Regions from separate parts of the Mus musculus genome. Here all the other regions are linked to region 3. A link is a loop called in an ENCODE intact Hi-C map of the cell type or tissue named here. Cell type or tissue: heart. All regions are shown on one strand.

Region 1 (8,000 bases), 50 kb before region 3:
AAGCAATCCCACTAAAATCAGGGACTAGACAAGGCTGCCCACTTTCTCCCTACCTTTTCAACATAGTACTTGAAGTATTAGCCAGAGCAATTTGACAACAAAAGGAGATCAAGGGGATACAAATTGGAAAAGAGGAAGTCAAAATATCACTTTTTGCAGATGATATGATAGTATATATAAGTGACCCTAAAAATTCTACCAGAGAACTCCTAAACCTGATAAACAGCTTCGGTGAAGTAGCTGGATATAAAATAAACTCAAACAAGTCAATGGCCTTTCTCTATACAAAGAATAAACAGGCTGAGAAAGAAATTAGGGAAACAACACCCTTCTCAATAGTCACAAATAATATAAAATATCTTGGCGTGACTCTAACTAAGGAAGTGAAAGATCTGTATGATAAAAACTTCAAGTCTCTGAAGAAAGAAATTAAGGAAGATCTCAGAAGATGGAAAGATCTCCCATGCTCATGGATTGGCAGGATCAACATTGTAAAAATGGCTATCTTGCCAAAATCAATCTACAGATTCAATGCAATCCCCATCAAAATTCCAACTCAATTCTTCAACGAATTGGAAGGAGCAATTTGCAAATTTGTGTGGAATAACAAAAAACCTAGGATAGCAAAAAGTCTTCTCAAGGATAAAAGAACTTCTGGAGGAATCACCATGCCAGACCTAAAGCTTTACTACAGACCAATTGTGATAAAAACTGCATGATACTGGTATAGAGACAGACAAGTAGACCAATGGAATAGAATTGAAGACCCAGAAATGAACCCACACACCTATGGTCACTTGATCTTCGACAAGGGAGCTAAAACCATCCAGTGGAAGAAAGACAGCATTTTCAACAATTGGTGCTGGCACAACTGGTTGTTATCGTGTAGAAGAATGCGAATCGATCCATACTTATCTCCTTGTACTAAGGTCAAATCTAAGTGGATCAAGGAACTTCACATAAAACCAGAGACACTGAAACTTCTAGAGGAGAAAGTGGGGAAAAGCCTTGAAGATATGGGCACAGGGGAAAAATTCCTAAACAGAACAGCAATGGCTTGTGCTGTAAGATCGAGAATTGACAAATGGGACCTAATGAAACTCCAAAGTTTCTGCAAGGCAAAAGACACCGTCAATAAGACAAAAAGACCACCAACAGATTGGGAAAGGATCTTTACCTATCCTAAATCAGATAGGGGACTAATATCCAACATATATAAAGAACTCAAGAAGGTGGACTTCAGAAAATCAAATAACCCCATTAAAAAATGGGGCTCAGAACTGAACAAAGAATTCTCACCTGAGGAATACCGAATGGCAGAGAAGCACCTGAAAAAATGTTCAACATCCTTAATCATCAGGGAAATGCAAATCAAAACAACCCTGAGATTCCACCTCACACCAGTCAGAATGGCTAAGATCAAAAATTCAGGTGACAGCAGATGCTGGCGTGGATGTGGAGAAAGAGGAACACTCCTCCATTGTTGGTGGGATTGCAGGCTTGTACAACCACTCTGGAAATCAGTCTGGCGGTTCCTCAGAAAATTGGACATAGTACTACCAGAGGATCCAGCAATACCTCTCCTGGGCATATATCCAGAAGATGCCCCAACTGGTAAGAAGGACACATGCTCCACTATGTTCATAGCAGCCTTATTTATAATAGCCAGAAGCTGGAAAGAACCTAGATGCCCCTCAACAGAGGAATGGATACAGAAAATGTGGTACATCTACACAATGGAGTACTACTCAGCTATTAAAAAGAATTAATTTATGAAATTCCTAGCCAAATGAATGGACTTGGAGGGCATCATCCTGAGTGAGGTAACACATTCACAAAGAAACTCACACAATATGTACTCACTGATAAGTGGATATTAGCCCCAAACCTAGGATACCCAAGATATAAGATACAATTTGCTAAACACATGAAACTCAAGAAGAATGAAGACTGAAGTGTGGACACTATGCCCCTCCTTAGATTTGGGAACAAAACACCCTTGGAAGGAGTTACAGAGACAAAGTTTGGAGCTGAGATGAAAGGATGGACCATGTAGAGACTGCCATATCCAGGGATCCACCCCATAATCAGCATCCAAACGCTGACACCATTGCATACACTAGCAAGATTTTATTGAAAGGACCCAGATGTAGCTGTCTCTTGTCAGACTATGCCGGGGCCTAGCAAACACAGAATTGGATGCTCACAGTCAGCTAATGGATGGATCACAGGGCTCCCAATGAAGGAGCTAGAGAAAGTACCCAAGGAGCTAAAGGGAACTGCAACCCTATAGGTGGAACAACATTATGAACTAACCAGTACCCCGGAGCTCTTGACTCTAGCTGCATATATATCAAAAGATGGCCTAGTCGGCCATCACTGGAAAGAGAGGCCCATTGGACTTGCAAACTTTATATGCCCCAGTACAGGGGAACACCAGGGCCAAAAAGGGGGAGTGGGTGGGCAGGGGCGTGGGGGTGGGTGGATATGGGGGACTTTTGGTATAGCATTGGAAATGTAAATGAGCTAAATACCTAATAAAAAATGGAAAAAAATTAAAAAATAAAATGTAAAACAAAACAAAACAAAACAAAAAAAACAACAACAACAACAAGAAAAAAAACCTCCTTGCTAGCCAGGCATTGTGGTGCACCTGCAAGGTAAATGCAGACCTATTTCTGTGAGTTCAAGGTTGTAACTATTTTTAGGCCAGATAAAGCTACACAGTTTGACCTTGTCAAAAAAAAAAACAAAAAACAAAAAACAAAACCTTGTTAGGAAGGTCTTGGATACTAAAGTGGAAGTTACTGCTATTGTTTTGCTAAATGGACAAGTGGTGCCTGTCAAACTTACCTTAGAAAGAATCAGTTCATCTGGGCGATGGTGGCGCACGCCTTTAATCCCAGCACTTGGGAGGTAGAGGCAGGCGGATTTCTGAGTTCGAGGCCAGCCTGGTCTACAGAGTGAGTTCCAGGACAGCCAGGACTATACAGAGAAACCCTGTCTCGGAAAACGAAAAAAAAAAAAAGGTGTTACCATATCACACTCTTCAAAGACCGGGGAACATTATGAAGAGACAGACAGGAAGAATGCAAGAGCAGGAAAAATGGGGCAATGGAGTGGGACTTCCTGGCAGGACATGGCAGTTGCGCTCTTGAACTCACAGCAGCTATGATTCCCTGTATCGGATCCCCACAAGATTGGAGCTCATCAACACCTTGTCATTAAAGGAGGAGGGGTTCAGAGGACCCACCCTTCCTCAAGATCTATAGGCAGATAACAGTTTTTTCCAAGTGCTATAAGCACTGGCACATTTCCTGTGGCAATACATTATGATAAAAATATCTTTTATGCTGGGCATGGTGACGCACGCCTTTAATCCCAGCACTTGGGAGGCAGAGGCAGGAGGATTTCTGAGTTCGAGGCCAGCCTGGTCTACAAAGTGAGATAGAGAAACCCTGTCTGGAAAAAAAAAACCAAAAAAAAAAAATCTTTTACATCCCAAGAGACTGGAAGTATTGCTGGACCTCACAGCCAGAGTTAATAGTAATTATTTATTTATTATTATTTATTTACCTTGAGGTCACTTGAAACATAAGATTGATCTACTACTGTGTGTATAACCTGTTTGTTTGCTCAACCTATCTTTAAGAGAACAATGTAACTTGGTAAGGTGGTGCACACCTTTGAGTCTAGCACTTGGGAGGCAGAAGCAAGTGAATTCAAGGCCAGTCTGGTCTAAATAGAGACTTCCAGGATAACTAGGGCTACCCAGTCTCAAAAAATAGAATGATGTTTGACTCTGATGCAGTCTCAGTTCCATTCCCTTCACTCTAGACTTGCTGTTTGTGCAGCAATCATTTGTGCTCCTTTAGGCTATCTTCTGCCCTCTCCCTACATTAGACCACAAAGACCTGTGCTGATAGACAGACCAGACAACTTCATATTTGCTAAGGAGTCCAGAATCTGATTCGTACACACAGATATTGGAGAGCTGCAGCCTTTGCCATGCAGCCCCTCAGGCTTTCTTCTGGCTACCTAGCTTCAGGTATTAGGAAACAGTTAGGAACAGCTCACCACTAACTATCATAGACTGACCAGGCTAAATCCCAGCCTCTTCTGCAGTCAATTGGCTGTTTGTATCACCGCCTCTTCACTTTGCATAGTAACTTAGTAATGGCAGCTTCTTCTTCTTCTTCTTCTTCTTCTTCTTCTTCTTCTTCTTCTTCTTCTTCTTCTTCTTCTTCTTCTTCTTCTTCTTCTTCTTCTTTTTTTCGAGACAGGGTTTCTCTGTGTAGCCTTGGCTGTCCTGGAGCTCACTCTGTAGACCAGACTGGCCTCAAACTCAGAAATCGCCTGCCTCTGCCTCCTAAGTGCTGGGATTAAAGGCATACGCCACCACGCCGGGCAAGGGCAGCTTCTTATTAGTAACAGCCTGCTACTTTTCTCTGGCAGTCACAGTACCACTTCTTCCTCTGCTACCTCCTCCTTGTCTTCTGATTTTTCAAGTCAGGGTTTCTCTGTGTAGCCATAGCTGTCCTGGAACTCAGAGATGGGTGGCTCTGCTTCCCTAGTACTGGGATTAAAGGAGTGTGTCAGCTCTTCTTATTTGTAGGTATTGGCCAGCTGACTCATCTATGTGACAGTCTCTTAGGGTTCTGTCTCCCTCTTCCTCTTTCTCCTTTGAAGAAAGGATTTTATCTTAGCTGGGCAAGGCTGCTCTCATGTAGTCCAGGCTGGCCTCAAACTCATTTTATAACTCAAGCTAATTTTGAATTTCTTGTCATCACACCTCTGTCTCACAAAGGCTGAAATTATAGATATGATCCACCAGGTTTAGCTAAAATATTGCTTTAAAGATGTTATTGGGGCCAGAGAAATGGTCAGAGGTTTAAAACCCTGGCTGCTGCTGTTTCAGAGCCATCTGAGATCTGGTCCCAAGGTGGTTTGGCACCCTCTGCTGGCCTCTGGGAGTACTGCATCCATGTGATCCACTGACGTGTATGCAGGCCTGCCACCCATAAACATAAACTAAAAATACAGGTAAAAAATGTTATTGGGTGGCAAGATCTGGAAAAAATGGCTCAGAGAAGCAGAGTTTGCTTCCCAGTTGCTTACAACAGCCTGTAACTCTAGCTCCAGGAGATTTGATGCCTTTTTCTAGTGCTACTCACTTCACTCACATATTACATACGAACATGAGCACACACACACACACTTGGGGCCACTGAGATGTCTTAAGATGTAAGGACACTTGCCACAAATTGCAATGACTTGAGTTTACAGGGCCCACATGGTGGAAAAAGAGAACCAATTCCCACAAGCTCTTCTCTGACCACCACACATATGCCATGGCACACACACAATGTAATAAAATGTTATTTACCAGCCGGGCGTGGTGGTGCACGCCTTTAATCCCAGCACTTGGGAGGCAGAGGCAGGTGGATCTCTGAGTTCAAGGCCAGCCTGGTCTACAGAGTGAGTTCCAGGACAGCCAGGGCTATACAGAGACTTAAGTTTATTGTCCAGAGGGAAAAGAGTTCATTACCATCACCATAGGGAAGTGCAGCAGCAGGAGGCACACCAGCAGGACAATCTCAAACTGTATCAGCTCACCTCTCAAACTGTAGTGGGAAGTAGAGTGAGCACTCCTCCAACAAAGCCACACCTCTGCAAATAGTACCGACAACTAGGAACCAAGTATGCAAATGCCTGAGACTACAGAGAATGCCTCATTCAAACACTCCTGTATTAGAGGGAAAACACTCTACCCTTACCCTCCAGCTCTTAAATCCTTTCATCGCTGTCTTCTCAATCTTCTCTGAGCCTTTTCTGAGTGTTGGGCTGACTTGCCACCTCCACAGTCACTTGTTCTCAGGAGTTTAACCTGCTATGAGTATCTTTGGCTACCACCCCCTACTATACGAGGTTCTTCACAGGTGTTAGAGGGATGGCTTTGTGGTTAAGAGCACGGTCTGCCTTTCCAAGAAACCTGGGTTCAATTCTCAGCACCCACATGGTAACTTATGACTGTGTGTAACTCCACTTCAAAGGGATCTGACACCTTCACAACAATGTACATAAAATAAAGCTAAATGAGTTATTTTATTTGGGGGGGGGAGGGGTTGAGACAGGGTTTCTCTGTATAGCCCTGGCTGTCCTGGAACTCACTTTGTAGACCAGGCTGTCCTCGAACTCACAAATCTAAATCTGATTGCCTCTGCCTCCCAAGTGCTGGGATTAAAGGCATGCGCCACCACTACCCAGCTGTTACTGGTTATACCATGGTTCTTGGACCACTGCATTCTTCAGATGTGGGGTGCTGCAACTGCAGTAGTAAACACCACACAGGACAGCATGGCCACCCAAGGTCCAAGCAATTAAATTTTATGTGAAATAGGACCTGAGCTTAGTTTCCCAGTAACTCCTAACCACCTATTACTATGGATCCATGGAAATTCAACACCTCTGGCCCCTGCAGGCACCCTCCCACACCAATCACACACACACACACACACACACACTCACTTACACATACACTCTCACACATAATTTTAAAATTATATAAACAAATTTAATTGCTGTATAACACCTTTATAAAGCTTGATAGAGACCGAGCTTTAAATAAATCTTAACTCTTTTACAAGACTCACAAGACCCGTGTTTTGTTTTGTTTTGTTTTGTTTTGTTTTTCTTCGAGACAGGGTTTCTCTGTATAGCTCTGGCTGTCCTGGAACTCACGTTGTAGACCAGGCTGGCCTCGAACTCAGAAATCCACTGCCTCTGCCTCCCAAGTGCTGGGATTAAAGGCGTGTGCCACCACCGCCCGGCTAAGACCCGAGTTTTTTAACTAGAAGCCTGACACACTTAGTAGAAACTTAGCAATTATCTTGATGAAACAAAATCTTTTTTCAGGCATATTAATGAAATAAAACTGAAAGTGCGGAGCTAAGTCATTGCCCTTATCTTTGTGTTCTAGGACTCACAGAGCTTAGAGGATCATCTTGCAGATGAAGGCTATTGTCTATGAGAGTGAGACTATAAACCCTGGACAAGACCCATCATGCCCTGGGAGCCAGTTTGTTTTTATAGGCAATAGGGACGATTTTAGACCACTCACGGGCTAGTTTAGAGGCAATGGCTAACCAGATAGCATCCTGACTAAGACTTTTTATTTGTACGCTTTGTTTTAAAACTTTCCTTGTGCTATGAATTCAAAATATGTGGACTAACTTAATTTTAAAAATGTATATGGCCATTTACTTATAAGCCAGTTTGAAGCCAGGCAGTGGTGGCACACGCCTTTAATCCTAGCATTTGGGAGGCAGAGGCAGGCGGATTTCTGAGTTCAAGGCCAGCCTGGTCTACAGAGTGAGTTCCAGGACAGCCAGGGCCATGCAGAGAAACCCTGTCTCGAAAAAACAAACAAACAAACAAACAAACAAACAAAAGCTAGCTTGATGTCATGTAAACAATATATAAACATAAGCATGAGTAACAATATGTACATATTATGTCTTTATGTACACATAAAGACAGCTTTAAGGGCCAGTGAAATAGCTCATCGGGTAAAGGTATTTGCTTCAAAAACTTAATGGCCTGAGGTCAAGCCCTGGAAGCCACATGAAGGAAGAAGGAGACAATCAGTTCCATAAAGTCATTCTCTGACCTACACATGCGCACTGTAGCACATGTAACCCCAAACACACACAATATATATATACCTATAAAACACCCACACGCAGCTCACAACCATCTGAAACTCCAGTTTCTCAAGATCTGATGCTTTCTTCTGGCTTCTATGAGCAACAGGCACACACATAGTACACAGGCATACATAAAGCCAAAAAATCATACACATAAGGTAATAAAAGGAATTTTTTTTCTCATTTTTCTTTCTGAGACAGGGTTTCCCTGGCTGTCCTGGAACTCACTTTGTAGACCAGGCTGGCCTCAAACTCAGAAATCCGCCTGCCTCTGCCTCTCGAGTGCTGGGATTA
Region 2 (8,000 bases), 54 kb after region 3:
TGCGTCCAGGAAGCCTGGAGGCAGTGATTTCCCCGCCAACTCCGCCCTTCGCATGGACATTTATTCTCCACTGTGCAGCCCCTGCCGCCATCATCGCAGATCGGGGCTCCTAGAGACACACCAGAGGTAAGTGGGAGCCGGGTGTCCTGGCAGAACTGGGGCTTGCCTGGAGCCTGTGTTGGTGCGGCTCATGCAGCCCTTGCCAGACTAACTGCTCACGTGGCTTGCAGGTATCAGGATCCCTAGTTAGCTAAAGAGGAATATAACGGGAGAGGGCCTGGAATGATCGTCCCAAGCTGGACTCTCCAGACTCCTTCATGCCTTTGCTAAGTGCTCCAAACCCACAAGCCTTTAATACCTTGAAGACTTCCCAACTTGCCTGTCCCTCAATCCTTATGGTTCCTGGTAACTCCCCTGTTCTCTTTGCCATGTCTGGTTCATGGAACTTCAACAGTTCTTCTGCCTACAAATTCCTCAAGCATTACCATTGTCGTAAACCTCCAAATTCCCCAAGACCCTTAACCCCCATTTTCTCCAGCTCCCTAAAACCCCAAACCTGTTCTAACCCCCCAATATCTCTGAAATCCTCAGCCCATTATATTTTAATAGCCCTAATTCCTCATTATATTTCTCCAGTTTCCCAAACTCCAAATTCATCACTACACAAATGTCAGATTTTCCCAATTCTGTTAAATTCTCAACGTTCTCCGCTCCCTTATTCACCAACTGCCACAACTCCATTCTCTAACCTAAAGAGGTCCCAAATCTCCCTAGGACCAATGGCCATGTAAGCCGTTGGTCTGGGAACCTATTAACACCTACTCTTTACCAGCAGATACCATGATGGCCCCCTTTGCATCTCTGGCATCTGGCATCCTCTTGTTGCTATCACTGATAGCTTCCAGTAAGGCCTGTAGCTGTGCCCCACCCCACCCACAGACAGCCTTCTGCAACTCGGACCTGGGTGAGTCTGGCCCCCTTTCTGTCCCTCTTAATCCAATAGGGTTCATTATGGCAGTTGTCTCTAGGACAGTTCTACTTACCCTTCCATACATCTGCTTTTGCCACACTGACATCCTTGGGCCTAAGCCTACCTTTGTGCTGGCTGCTCCCAGTACTATGTACATGCTTTTCTGTAGTTATCTACATGGGTGGCTGCCTTAAAAGTCATCTTACTGAGGTGCTTGCCTACTTTTATTTAATTTTAAATTTAATGCCAGCCACATAGTACTCCTGAACCTTTGTTACATATGCTGTTAATGGCACTTCTTAGGACACAGGCAGGCAGACTTCATTCAGGACCATGACAATTAGAATTTGCCAAGAGATGGGGGTGGTGGGGGGAGATAGATTAACTCTCAACATTACATGGGCAAATGGAACTCAATGGCCAAGGAACAGTTTGGGAGTTGGTGAATGGGAAACCATTGAGAAGAAATATCAAAGGCAAGAGGATTCAGGCTAAATCCATTAAAAAGATTATTTTTATTTATGTGTATGTTTGTGTGTATTCCATGTGTGGTGTGTAGGTGCCTGTGGGTCCTCAAGGCATCAAATCCCCTGGAGCTGGAGTTATGAATGGTTGTGAGCTACCCTATGTGGATTCTGGGAACTAAACTTGGGACCTCAAAGAGCAGCAAGTGCTCTTAACCATTAAGTCATCTCTCTAGCCTATCAGCTTACTTTTTGTTTTTGAGACTAGGTCTCACTATATAACCCAGGCTGGCCTTGAACCCCTGATCCTTCCCACTCAGCCATCCAAGTGCTGAGATTGCAGGTCTGTGCCATCACACCCAGTTTAGGTCTCTTGAAAACTGGCTAGTATAATCATCTGGTGGCCCCATCACATACTGAGGAGAATCAGATAAGGGTGGGTGTTTTCACTAACCTAATTTAGGATACTTCGCTACAAGTGGATTTTAAAGAGAAACTGTACTAATGAGCTTGGAAGAAGGTTAATGAGCCTGAGTAAATTGTGGTCAAGCAAAGCATCTGTCAACCCCTTCCCTATTCTAATTTTCTAACCCACTTAATAGCCTGTAACAATCCACATACCTTTTTTTCTTTTTCCCCTTGGTACCGGGGATTGAACCTAGGATCCAGGCAAATACTGCACAATTGAGCTACAAACCCAACCCTTTTTTTGGTGAATTTTTTATTTTAAACAGGTTCTCACTAAATTGTCTAGACTAGTCTTGAACTCAGAGTAAAGTGATCCTCCATCAGGCTCTGACAGAGCTAGGGTTACAGGCCTGTGCCACCATGCCTGGCTACTTAATGTTAGTCTGTCTCCTCCTGGCTTGAATGTGAGCTCCATAAGGAAATGGATTCCTGTATTTGGGTCACTGTCCCTAACACCCTGAACAGTGGCTGGCACCAGGCACTCCAAAATATTTGTTGAGTAAGCCAATAAATGGATATATGAAAAGGGCTTAAAACAGTGCCTAAAAGAATAGACAATATGTAGATGAATCAACTGATGTGGAAGCCATTTGAATTATGCTGTATATATGCTTTGCTGCTATGGGTTCATGCTGCTTGCCCATTTGATTCCCCATTTCCCCTTCCTTTCCTCTAGTCATAAGGGCTAAATTCATGGGTTCCCCAGAAATCAACGAGACCACCTTATACCAGCGTTATAAGATCAAGATGACTAAGGTATTTTCCCTTCCCTCCCTCCCTCCATGGCTGTACCTAACCTATTCCTTCTCCTCAAAATAGAAGCATCTAACCTTTCGTTGGTGTGGATGTTTTCTGTAAACTTGTGATTTAGATATATTGCCATCAGGAAAGAGAGTGGAGTGGGAGGATTATGTCAGTAAAAGATGTACTTTTTGTCACTCATGGGCAGATGCTAAAAGGATTCAAGGCTGTGGGAAATGCCGCAGATATCCGGTACGCCTACACCCCAGTCATGGAAAGCCTCTGTGGATATGCCCACAAGTCCCAGAACCGCAGTGAAGAGTTTCTCATCACGGGTGAGGCCCCGCCCCTTCACCTTGGGCCACATCCCTAATGCTTTCAGGCAACTGGGAGGAGTTAGGCTCTAAAGGAAAAGGGCCTGGTTGAAATGGGAGTGGGAGGGTCTGTAACCTAATGCTAATTAGGTGACCACTCCGACCCCACCCAGCCAATCCAAAAGCCTATTGGTTTCTTGCTTCTCTTACAGGCCGCCTAAGGAACGGAAATTTGCACATCAGTGCCTGCAGCTTCTTGGTTCCCTGGCGTACTCTGAGCCCTGCTCAGCAAAGAGCTTTCTCAAAGACCTATAGTGCTGGCTGTGGGGTGTGCACAGTAAGTGCCTGGACCCAGTTTTCCTCCAGGAGATAAGTCTTGGAATGGTTTCTTTTTCCCTCTGGCTATTGTATGCAGTTGTAGTTGCTGCCCAAACCCAATCACTATCTTTGATTTCTCTTGCCATTGCTCCACCCCTGGGCCTGTTCTTTTGGAAATTTTGGTTGTTTTGTTATCTCTGGACTGCCTGTTCCCTGAACCTTCGCTGTCTGTCTAACTTTCCTTTGTGACTATTCTGAGACACCACTCTCTGTTTCTGACCTCCCCGATTGGATTTTGCTTCCCCAGGCATAAGCTGCAAGAATTCAAAGGACTATTCTCCAAATCCACAGGGACACACGCCAGCCATCTGACTATTTCAAAACTTTTTCCTGGTGGCACCAAACATCCTCTGACCAGCCCCCTCCCCAGTCATTGTCCAAGAGCCTTGCTGCCTTTCCTTTTAAAAAAAGATTTATTTATTTTATGTATATGAGTACACTGTAGCTGTCTTCAGACACATCAGAAGAGGGCATTGGATCCCATTACAAATGGTTGTGAGCCACCATGTCATTGCTGGGGAACTGAATTCAGGACCTCTGGAAGAGCAGTCAGTGCTCTTAACCACTGAGCCATCTCTCCAGCCCTCCCTGCTGCCTTTTCTTATGCTTGCTCTTCCTGCATGCCAACTGTTCCCCATACTATCACTTCTCTGCCCTGTGGGACGGTTCTTCAGGAGGCCTGTCTGAGTGACTTCAAGTGACAGTTCTCTAACAGCAATTCCAGAACACTGGCTTTCTGTTCCTCAAATGGGAGAAGCTGTTCTTGGGTTTAAGCACAAGTAGGGCAACACAAACCCTTCCTAGCAGCTCCCTGGTGTGTGTGTGTGGGGGGGGGGAGGGCGGGAGAGAGAGAGAGAGACTGAGACTCTATACAAGGGAGAGAACAAACAGAGGGAAAGAGAAATCCTCAGAGATGGGCCTTTTTCCCCTCTTCTAGGTGTTTCCCTGTTTATCTATCCCTTGCAAACTGGAGAGTGACACTCACTGTTTGTGGACGGATCAGGTCCTCGTGGGCTCTGAGGACTACCAGAGCCGTCACTTTGCTTGCCTGCCACGGAATCCAGGCTTGTGCACCTGGAGATCCCTTGGGGCCCGATGACCTGAAGCCTTCCCCCAGGAAAAACTGAAGCCTGAACACTGTCTACTTTTCCTCCATCTTTCTTTCTCTTAGATGGTGAAATAAAGAACTATCAGACAGCAGCAATATTTCTGTATAGTGTTTGGGAACAAGCTTAAGATACTGATAACCTGCTGGGAGCTTCCAGAAACCAATGAACAAGGAAAAGATGCAAAATGTTGAGTTTGGAGGCTAGAAATGAAGCTTAGTGGTAGAGCACATGCCTGGTATGTAGAAAACCCTAGGTTCAATCTCTAGCGGAAAAATAAAGCGGGGGTGGGGTGGGGTGGGAGTGGGGAATAAAGGCCAGCCTAGTCTACAGAGCAAGTTTGTGAAGTTCAGGACAGCCAGGACTACACAGAGAACCCCTGTATTGGAAAACAAAACAAAACAAAACAAAACAAAACAAAACAAAACAAAAAAGGTGTTGAGTTTTTATACTTTACAGAAATTTTGATATATTGGTAATAATCTCAACATTGGGATTAGCACTGAGAACCTGCAAAACAGAAATGATCATTACTTTGCATTATCAACTAAAATTCATTTAATATTCCCTCTACTCAAAACTTAGACATCTTAGTACAGTAATTTTTTTGTTTCCTTTTATTTCTCTGTATATGCTGGTGTGTATTAGAAAAGGTTTATACATGCCATGGCAGGCAAATTATAGCCTTGGGTGTCTGACCTCCGCTTTACTTTGACACGGGTCTCATTGTTCACCCCATACACTGGGCTAGCTTTCCTGGTATTCTTTTTTCTCCTCCCCCCAGTTTACATATGAATGCAAGTCAGCTACCGCTGCTCAGCTTGATGTAGATTCAGTGCCAGGTTGTCATACTTGCATGACAAGTGCTTTGTCCATTAAGACATTTCCCCAGCTCTATTTTGCCACCCACCCCCATTTTAAGACAGGCTGACCTCAAATTTACTGCAATCCTCCTGCCTCTGTTTTTTCATTCCTGGGATTATAATAGACATGTTCCACCAGATCATGCCTACTATAGAAAGTTCTAATTCCCACTCGCCCAAGCTTCTCTAGTTAATGAATTACCCCACAGATGAAAATTCCTCTATTCACAGATATTACCCATTGACAAATTTGTTGAGAAATACCCTCATATTAACTGGTAAACATCTTTCCTTGCCTCAAGGGTTGTCCTGGTAGTCTAATGAAGATGTTTCATCCAAGCCTTTGTTCTTCCTAAATCTGACTTAAGCGAGAGGAAGGGGACCTAGAAATGTCACCTAGCCAGGAGCTCTGGAAAATGGGATACAGCTGACCTTATATCCAGAAGTATGCTGGAGCAAATGAGTGATGCTGAAAACCCTCTGGTTTTGATCCTCTTGTTCCTGTCATTCTGACCGACTGTGCAGGGAACACTCACTGTGCACAGACATGGGGTTACGACTTAATATGTTTGCTTTCTTCTTTTCCTTTGTGGTACTAGGGATTGAACCTAGGCTTTATATGTGCTAGGCAAGCAGCACGCCCTATTATATATAGTAGGCCATATCCTCTAGGCCCACGTACGGTTGAAAATTAGGACCATGCAGGTCTCAAAATGAGACCCTCAAATTTCTTGATCATTTTTCTCTGTAAAATTTGAATGGGAAATCTGACAAGCATCGCTCCAGAACTCTAGGATTTCCAGCTCCTACAGATGGATCCAGGTCTGTCCAACCTCTTCCAGCCCTGGGGTCCTAACCCATACTATAAAGATTCTGACCTGGGAACCAGAAATTCATATTGAGGCACTCAAGAGAGCACCGAAGTATTGTGTTGACGTGAATTTGCTTGATTAAAAAAAAAATAACTCCAATGTGTCTCCTTTAGTAAACAAAAGGATCCTCAATTCCCTCCCATCAGACTACCCAGTGCTAGAACAGGTATGCATGGTATCTTTGCCTGTAATCCTAGCACTTGGAAGGCTTAGGCAGAGAGATCACAAGTTTAAAGCTAGCTTGACTTACATGCAGTGATCCTTTCTCAAACACACACACACACACACACACAGAGAGAGAGACACAGCCGGGGTGAGGGAGAGAGAGAGAGAGAGAGAAAACAAAGAAAAAGAATTAACACGTCTTGGGTTGGGGGGGGTGTGGTTCATTGATCTAACTTATAAAACAAACAAAAAAAAACCCATGGAAGTACAGACTTCTGTAGGATATTCTAGGTCAGCACATTGTGGTCCCCAGGGTCTCTGTAGTTTTGCCTTATAGTTTTTTACATTGCTAGGAGGCTTATGCAGGCCCAAGTTATACTCTATATATCAGGATGAGCAGAATTATTAAAGACAGTATCTCCTATATTGCTCAGACTAGCCTGAAACTTGTTATGTAGCCGAAGCTGGCTTTGAATTCATGATCCTCCTGCCTCAGCCTCCTTAACCTTAGGGATACAGGCAGGTATCACTATGACAGACAGATTTTTTTTTTTTAATTAGATACTTTTTCTTTCTTTCTTTCTTTCTTTCTTTTTTTTTTTTTTTTGGTTTTTCGAGACAGGGTTTCTCTGTATAGCCCTGGCTGTCCTGGAGCTCACTTTGTAGACCAGGCTAGCCTCGAACTCAGAAATCTGCCTGCCTGGTGCTGGGATTAAAGGCATGCACCACCACACCTGGCTAGATACTTTCTTTATTTACATTTCAAATGTTATCCCCTTTCCTAGTTTCCCCTCTGAAAATCCCCTACCACCTCCCCACTCCCCCTGCTCCCCAACCCACCCACTCCCATTCCCCTATACTGGGGCATAGAGCCTTCACAGGACCAAGGGCCTCTCCTCTTATTGATCGAGTAGGCCATCCTCTCCTACATATATAGCTAAAACCACAAGTTCCACCATGTGTTTTCTTTGATTGGTGGTTTAGTTCCAAGGAGCTCTGGGGGTACTGGTTAGTTCATATTGATGTTCCTCCTATGGGGCTTCAGACCCCTGGGTACTTACTTTGGCTCCTTCATTGGGGACCCTGTGCTCCATCCAATGGATGACTGTGAGCATCCACTTCTGTATTTGCCAGGCACTGGTAGAGCCTCACAGGAGACAGCTATACCAGGCTCTGACAGGCAGATTTTGAGTACATGGTACATATTCACTTGAGAAGGGAATGCTTGCTGCAGCAACAATGTCTGCATAAACACTGTGCTGATGGGTAGGACTGCCAGACAGAGGTCTAGGTCCTGTTTTGGCCTTGGGAACTTTGTTGACATTGCTTCAGGTGCTTAAAAGATTTTGGCAGCTTCTGACCAGTCACCAAACTCTAGTACTAGCTCCCTGAACACCAATGAGATTCCTGACTTCAGTCGTGTTCCTTAGAACCCTCAACTATTTTAGCTCTTGGACGGAAGCAGAAGGTAGTAGGGGGAGGATAAAGATACTGAGAGCCATTCTTCTACCAACCTGTCAAGCACCTGTATCCAGACCTACTATGTAGGAGAAAATGCAAGAATGACCTGATGGTCAGCCACCTGGCATACCACGCTGTTTCTAAGTAAGAAGCATGGTGGTACATTACATTCCTGAATTTTCTCAGAAGTCCGATCAT
Region 3 (8,000 bases):
AAGTTGTCCCTGAGATGTCTGCACTCAGACAATCGTTTCCTTACAACAGTAGCTGTTCGGCTACTGGGAAGTCCCTGGGGCCTGGGACTTAGCATTTAGTTTCTCCTTCTGACTAAATGGAGTCTGAAAATGAAATGAATTTAGAATAAGTTTTTTTTTTGCTTGTTCCATATATATATTCAGGTAAAATATACACATTAAATAAAAATAAATACGTTTTTAAAATACTTGCTGGGCTGGAGAGATGGCTCAGCAGTTAAGAATGGACATTGCAGCTAACCATGGTGCCACATACATATAATTCTAGAGGCAGACAGATCTCTGAGTTTGAGGCCAGCCTGATCTATACACCAAGTTCCATAACAGCAGGAGAGACACAGTGAGAACCTGTCTCAAAAGAAAAACTAAAACCAATAACAAAACAACCTCCCCAAATTTCACCCCATAGTTGGTTGAAGTATGGATATGAGACCTATAGATTTGGAGGACCATATTAAAAATGATGGAGAAACAGAGTGGGAGGATACAACCATGATCAGAAAGTAGATTCCTCCACTTAATATATGGCTCTCAAGTTGCCATTTCTACCTTAGCTTTGACAATTGGAGAACTGTCATGTATTCTTGGTTCTAAAGCACACTATTTCCCATTCTAATGCATCCTGAGATTCTGATGAACAGCATGGGTGAAGTGAGTGAGAAATCCTTCCAGATACTAGGGCAATGTGGTTGGGTGTCAGGGTGGCCTAGGACATACAGCAAAAATAGCTGCGGCAGATAGATTCGGGAAGTAGGGAAAATGACAGTTGTCATTTCCTGGTCCCTTTGATGCCCTCCTCCTAGACACGTGTAGTGGTTGAAGGCACAAGTCTTATTTGTGCCCTGCAGCTTGGCACAACGACAGGAAGTAATGTAGACAGGTCCACCCCCTCCCTTCCGTGCCTGAGTCAGTTCCAGATCCTGACTCATGCCTCCATTGACTCAAGTCATGGTGACAAATTGGAAGAGAGAGGCCATGCCAGGTGCAGAGAACAAAAGAGGCCAACACTTTCCTGAGCAGAAGAAGAGGGACAGGAATGAGTCAGGGTGGCTCCACTTCTCACCCCCACTCCTCCAACATCTTGCTGCCAGGTCCTCTCTGACGCCAGGCCAACCAGGCATGTGGGGTGGGGGAAAAGGACAAGTTTGTTCGGCAGTTTTGACAGACATAGACCTCAGTCCGTCTGCAACCAGAGCTGTGCATCGAGAATACAAGAGATAGGACACTCTTTCCATCACCCTTTCAGTCCAAAGGACCAAGATAGAATGCTCCTCCACATTTGGGTGAAAGATGCCGAAACTTCCTCCTCTTACATGGTGTTGTCTGCTGAGGTTTCCCTTCTGTGCCTCTGTGGGGGGGGGGGGGTAGGGGGTGGGAGTGGGGGGAGCAGTGCGAAAGCAGATTCCTTCCCTGGTCCAGTGCCCTCACCCACATAGAGTCAAGTGATCAAATAGAAAGGACTAGCTTAGGAAATCCCTGGAAGTGGTTGGTGCTTGTTTAGTTGGGGAGGAGGTGTTACACATGCACATGTGTGTGATATGCACTCTCAGTATGGCCCAGATTGTCTCGAGGAACTCATCCTACTGAGTAGCTGGGACTACAGGTAGTGCAACCATGCTTGCCACAGTGCCAGTTTAGTGTCTTTTTTTTTTCACAACGATGTATTGGGCACCAAATTGTGCCTAGCCCATATCATCTGGGTCTCTTTAAGTTCCATCTATCACGCCAAAAGCCTTGATGCATAGGTGCTCTGAAGCTCCCTAGTAGGAATCACAGACTTGGAGTGGAAATCTGCCTCGTTTGTCTGATACATTTGTATGGTGTGTGTGTGTGTGTGTGTGTGTGTGTGTGTAGTTTCTAGGAACCTGTAAACTGGAGTCTAAATGTCTGGCTTCTAGTGCCAGGTGTGAATAGACTTGGCCAATTTATTAGACTGAGAAATTCTTAGCTTTTTTTTTTTTCTTTTGAGACAAGGTTTCTCTGTGTAGCTCTGGCTGTCCTGGAACTCACTCTGTAGACCAGGCTGGCCTCAAACTCATAAATCCGCCTGCCTCTGCCTCCCAAAGGCTGGGATTAAAGGCATGCACCACCACTGCCCCGCAATTCTTAGCTTTTTTTTTTTTTTTCAGCAGAGAAATATTAATAGGAGATCAGGAGGCCTAGGATTTTTAGATTTGAGAAGGGGCTAAAAGATGAGCGTTGTTGGTCAAAAGATGGAATGCCTGGGTAGAAGTAGAAAGGAAACAGATGTGTCTCTCTGACAGCTGAGGTTTAATGGGGAACCCTAATGTTTTCCTCAAATCCTGCCCCTATAACAACCAAGTTGCAGCTTGTATCTCTTCTTTTGTAAACAAAGGGAGGATCATACTTCATTTGAATATCAGTTCATCTACACTCAACCAATTTCAAAATATGGGAAAGTACTTCCACATCTACAAAAGGTTTTTGTTTTTTGTTTTTTGTTTTTGTTTTTTAGTTTGAATTTTTTTTTTGTCTTCTCTTTTCATTATTATTTGATTTTTGAGACAGGGTCACTGTAGCTTAGGTCAGCCTAGAACTCACTATACTACATATAGCCCAGCCTGGCCAGGAATTTGTGATCTTCCTGCCTTAGTCTCTCCTGTTACAGGATTAGATTTAAATTAATCTTTCTGTGTTGTGTCAGTAATATTTTTGATGGTTTCATAACATTTTAGAGAAACCATCTATAGGTTTCCTTAATTTCTTAGTCCACACTTTCCCATACAATATTTGAATTCAAATGTTTCCTCTTACAGAAAATACAAGTACCTTTAAACATATACCTTTCAATTAATATCTATCATCTATCTACTTATATTGATTAAGAGAGGATGAGGATGGAAAAGAAGATGGGGAAGATACTAAGAGGTGGGAAATGGAACAGATGATTAGTCCACGTAGCAAACCTAGATCCTGATGATGGCGCTTAGGCAGGCAGAACTGTAGCCACCACTGCAATGCGCGGTAGGGAGGCAGCCCCTCCCTGGGACTGCGGACTGCGTGGGGACGCCATCATGCTGCAGACCTTGGCCTTGGCCTCAGGCGGTCTCTGGCACCCCCTGGCGTTCATGCTACAACCATCAGTTCTGGTTTTCTCTCCCCGCCCCCCTTCTCCACTTTGCATCTCCTGGGCTTTCTCCTGGCCGTTCCCTCCCCTGCCTCGTCGAGCCCTCCCTCGTGTTAATTTCAGAGTCATCTCCCGCGGGCACTCTTGCAGAACTAGCTGGTGTTGCTAGGCCTAGAGAGAATAGGCAGACAGAAGAGCCCGGAATGGCTGGCCAGCAGGGCTCATGATACAAGCCCCTGTGGGTACTGCGGCCGTGGGAGTTAATCTCGACCTGCCGCAGCCCCTGGAAATCTCCGGACTGAAGCCTCTGCAATGAAGCAGTACCTTCTGCTTTCTGGCTCTAAGAGGAGCTGCCAAAAAGAACAGAACAATTTTGGGTTGGTGATTGTGGCGCTTGAAGAGTCATGGACTCCATTCGCCTAGCTGCAGGCAGAGGAATTGGGATGTGAGGGAGGTCCAGAACACTCTGGGCTCAGGGATTTGCCAGTCCTAGGTTCATGTCCCAATAAATGCCTAGATGGCATCTCAGATGGCAAGACAATGTTTTTAAGAGCCAGCAGAGGGAGTTGTTGGTGCTAGGAACCAGCCTCCTCCCCAAGTCCTTTTCAACCAGATAATACCCCTCCCTATTCATCCATTTTGCATCCCCTTTCCTCTTTTTCTCAAGTCCAACCCTGTTTAGTTCTGGGTTTTACTCTGCACACACATGCACACGCACACACACACACACACACACACACACACACACACACACACACACACACACACTGCCCCCGGTGCTGCACAAATCCGCTAGGAAATCACTCCAAGTGGGAAACAGTTAACATTTCATCATCCAGCAAATCATGCTTTGCCACGCCTCTGCTTGCCTCTGTTTGCTTGGACCAGACAGACTATCTCTGCTGCCACCCTGGGGCCAAAGACTGTATGACCTGACCCAAACCCCACAGGACGGATTTCCAGGCAAGAGACATGACCCTCAGTAGACAAAAGTGAAGGTTGATTCCAGAAAGCACCGAGCTGCTGCTTGCTCTAGGGACCCTACAGATGTAAACAGTAGGGCCACTTCACCTGTGCGGCTACCGAGAGGAGGGAAAGGAACCTATTAACACCGAGGCTAGGGGTTCCAGCTAAGACACTGAGTCACTGGGACATTTTAGGTCTCAGGACGTGGATACTTGATTGGAGCTCACAAAAACTTGGGATCCACACATATTTTCCCATTTCTATCAACTGGGCTAGCTAGGTCATCTTCATTTATCTGTCTACACAATCATATGTGTCGATTTCCTTGACCACTGAGATGCAAAGGGGTATAAGAAGAGCTCTGGGGAGGAAGACAGGGCCACATCACATTCAAGTGCAGTTAGGGACCGCAGAAGACCTGTTGTAAGTCTGGGGATAGAAAAGGGGGTGCAACCTTTCTTGCACTTTATAAAGGGCCATGGCTAACACCCTTTAGCCAAGAGTAGTTAACACAAGGAAAGCATATGTGCGCGCACACACACGCACACACACACAAATATGTCTTCTCACAGTTTTACTTGATACAGTGTTACTGGGGAAATGCGGACTCCCATTTGGATTCTTAATAAAAAGAATTTCAGCCAAGGCTACACAGAGAAACCCTGTCTCAAACAAACAAACAAACAAACACAACAAACAACAACAAAAAGAATTTTAAATCAGACTGAGAATGAAGCTGAAGGACTATTTTATAGAATTTAAAAGAAAAACAACAGAACAGGTGAGCTGTAATCTTGCCAGCTGCCGAGTGAAGGGAGAGTTAGTTATACTCCTCCTCCCTCCCTCCCTCCCTCCCTCCCTCCCTCCCTCCCTCCCTCCCTCTCTCCCTCCCTTCCTTCTTCCTTCCATCTTCTTTTCATTTCTTTTAGGGCTTTGGTTTGGTTTGGAAACCTTGTGTCTCCTCCCCACTATTATCACTATGCATCTCATTGTGCCCGCTATGTCAATTTGGTGGTTGGCACATAACTAGAGTATGGTCAAGTAGGTTAATGTAAATGAAGAAAATATCTAATAAAAAAAAGAAAGGTTAGATTCCTTAGCATTATTTTTAGTTCTGAAACAACCTAATGTCTTATTTACCAATTCCTTCTCTGTCCAAAACTTTCCCTCTTTTGTAAAATAGCAATTTTATTCATTATTAAATGATTTTTTAATTCTCATTTTTAAAAAAGTAGGTTGCAATAACCTCTCCTGCCACAGACAGGATGTCTCTGACACCTACAGATTGGTAGATCTCTTATGAGTTTGAGTGAGTGTCAAAGACACTATATATAGTATAGGCGCTAATCTCAAGTGCAGGAAGTAATAATCTCAGAGATATGTGATAAAAGGTTAATCATCTCTGGTTTTGGCCAATGGCAAGCTCGACTTATTACTAAATGGCCAATTATGGAGTGGGAATGATAGCTCAGGGTTTAAGAGGACTGGCATTTCTTCCAGAGGATTCAGGTTTGTTTCCCAGCACACATAGCATACAACCCTCTGTAACTCCAACTTTTGGCCTCCATGAGCACTTGGCACAGAGGTAGTACACATGTATACACGGAAGCAAAACATTTACAGGGTTCTACAACCACTACTTAGTTCTTTAACATTTTTTTTTTGTCTTTTCGAGACAGGGTTTCTCTGTATAGCTCTGGCTGTCCTAGAACCCACTTTGTAGACCAGGCTGGCCTCGAACTCAGAAATCCACCTGCCTCTGCCTCCCCAAGTGCTGGGATTAAAAGAGTGCACTACCATGCCCAGCTCTTAACATTTATTTTATATTTGACTACACCATGAAGAGTGAGCACTAGTCCTGCTAAAGTACAGATGAAACAAAAACAAACAAACGAACAAGCCGGGCGTGGTGGCGCACGCCTTTAGTCCCAGCACTCGGGAGGCAGAGGCAGGTGGATTTCTGAGTTCGAGGCCAGCCTGGTCTACAAAGTGAGTTCCAGGACAGCCAGGGCTACACAGAGAAACCCTGTCTCAAAAAACTGAAAAAAAAAAAACCAAACAAATAAAAAACTACTTTAAAAAATAATACATTCTGAAAAAAAGAAAGTCAGTTTCGTTGTAACAAAATACATAACTTCCTACAGTGTAGTAGTTACAGTCTTAGGTAATTATCCTAGAAATGAATACCCCCAGTCACATTGAAAACTTTACTGGAACGATCATAGCAACTTTATTAATAACAAAAGTGGAAGCATCTTGTCTTCCATAGTCACATGAGTGGGTAAGCCATGGTGTATCCTACCATGAAATGGCACCCAGTGATAAAAAGGAACAGTCAGGCATAGTAGCACACATCTGCAATCCCAGCCAGCAGTCAACAGGTGAAGGCAATAGTTCAAGGTCATCTTTGGGTACTACTATAGAGTTGTTCACTAGAGTTCAAAGCCAGCCTAAGCTAAATAAGAATCAGTCTTTTTTTAAAGGAAATTAATTATAGGTAAGAAAATATTGATACAATGGAATAACTTAGATGAATTTTCAAGGCTTTAAACTGAAAGACTCCGAGAGGAGCCCCTCGCTCAGGCCTTGGGACAATAGCAGACACCCAAGAACTCACGAGAGACCAAGCTTGATATAAACCACATGAGGCTTTATTGGGGAAAGCCAGAGCTCTGGGGGCGACTCATATCCCATGCAGGGGTAGAGGAGTCAACCCCAAGGGGAAAGGGGTCCCAGTTTTTATAGGCCCTCAGGGGGGAAAAGAGAAGGGGGGAGAGTAGGGGATTTCCAGATCTAAACAATGTCTATTCTCAAGAAATGGGTATGGGAGGGGTACAAGGAAAGAGTCTGGTGTAGGTGAAGCAACTCCAGATTGGCCCGGCTGTGGTTGCTGGGGAGATTTTCCAACTCTTCCCCAGCAACCAATATCACAAACACCTACCAGTGAACTTCAGCAGTGGGCACACACCTGGGTTCAAGGAACGGTCAGAACATTGGCAGACACATGGGTTCTAGGAGTGGCCAGAGCATTGTGCACCTCTATTTTTCCAAATCAGTGAAGCTAGTTCTGCTAACACTGATGTCTATCTTGCCAATTTCAGGGCTTCTGTGACCTTTTACATTCTGTCAGGATCTTTCAAAACTAAGTGGAAAAAGCCAAATCTGGATGAGCACACATGTGGCCAGGCCTAGTGGTCCATACCTCTAATCCTAGCACTTGGGATGTGGAAGGCCAGATGAGTTCTAGTTTGAGCCTAGGCTACACAACTAGATCTAAGGCAGCCTGGGCTACATGGTATCCTCTCTGCCCAAACAAAATAATGTATCATATATTTTTTTTGCTTTGTTTTGTTTTGTTTTGTTTTGTTTTTTTCGAGACAGGGTTTCTTGTAGCCCTGGATGGCTGGTCTCAAACTCAGAAACCCACCTGCCTCGGCCTCCCAAGTCCTGGGATTAAAGGTGTGTGCCACCACTGCCCGGCTTATATTTCTATTTATATAGCAGTCTTTTAATGACAGAATTTGAGGGATAGAGCAGATTAGTGCCAGATCTTGAGGACACAGATGGGAAGTACATAAAGGTCATGACTGTGGTCCTGAGTCAGGGCAGTAGAAGAGCCCTTTGGGGCTGAGCTGTTACATCGGAGTGCATCTCTAGCAGATGTGATCAGTGGAGGAAATCTGGTGAAGGCCATGAAACCCTTTTCTATGTCGTTACAGCTGCATGTTAACCACATCCTTAAAGTCAAAGTTTAATTTTATCAGGTATGTTGGCACTTGCCTATGATCTCAGCTACTTTGAAAGTTGATGAGTTTGAACCTATGAGGCCAGCTCTCTAAAGAACAAATTTTAAAATTATGACAAGTGATATCAGAGGCCACCAGCAGGATGGTCATCTATGTAGTTC

The links. A loop is a pair of places that touch in the nucleus more often than their neighbours do. Peaks named below come from ENCODE experiments on the same cell type or tissue, not always from the same donor. Only the 100,000 strongest peaks of a DNase experiment are listed, where the experiment ranks them.
Region 1: a loop joins it to region 3, with 5 times the contacts of the local background. A loop is called at or near these places in 3 of 42 quality-filtered maps.
Region 2: a loop joins it to region 3, with 2.8 times the contacts of the local background. A loop is called at or near these places in 4 of 42 quality-filtered maps.

The regions. Positions count from the first base shown.
Region 1 is chrX:20,766,221-20,774,220 of GRCm38, forward strand. No RefSeq gene overlaps it. Among named protein-coding and RNA genes, the nearest start is that of Gm26065, 30 kb to the right of the region's middle. In heart, a CTCF peak has its summit at 4,967 (motif pointing left); a DNase peak (open chromatin) is centred at 4,961.
Region 2 is chrX:20,870,199-20,878,198 of GRCm38, forward strand. The region is part of intron 5 of Syn1 (synapsin I); the gene reads right to left. It overlaps Timp1 (tissue inhibitor of metalloproteinase 1), which reads left to right. Exons shown (of 6, transcript NM_011593.2): 1 at 1-126; 2 at 836-964; 3 at 2,579-2,658; 4 at 2,852-2,978; 5 at 3,170-3,294; 6 at 4,273-4,539. The coding sequence starts at 841. The coding sequence ends at 4,434. Among named protein-coding and RNA genes, the nearest start is that of Timp1, 4.0 kb to the left of the region's middle. In heart, no CTCF peak of the experiment used is centred here; no DNase peak of the experiment used is centred here; H3K4me3 peaks cover 450 bases; H3K27ac peaks cover 466 bases.
Region 3 is chrX:20,816,229-20,824,228 of GRCm38, forward strand. It overlaps a transcript of Araf not described here. Among named protein-coding and RNA genes, the nearest start is that of Gm26065, 20 kb to the left of the region's middle. In heart, CTCF peaks have their summits at 3,102 (motif pointing left) and 4,057 (motif pointing left); DNase peaks (open chromatin) are centred at 3,133 and 4,033; H3K4me3 peaks cover 859 bases; H3K27ac peaks cover 481 bases.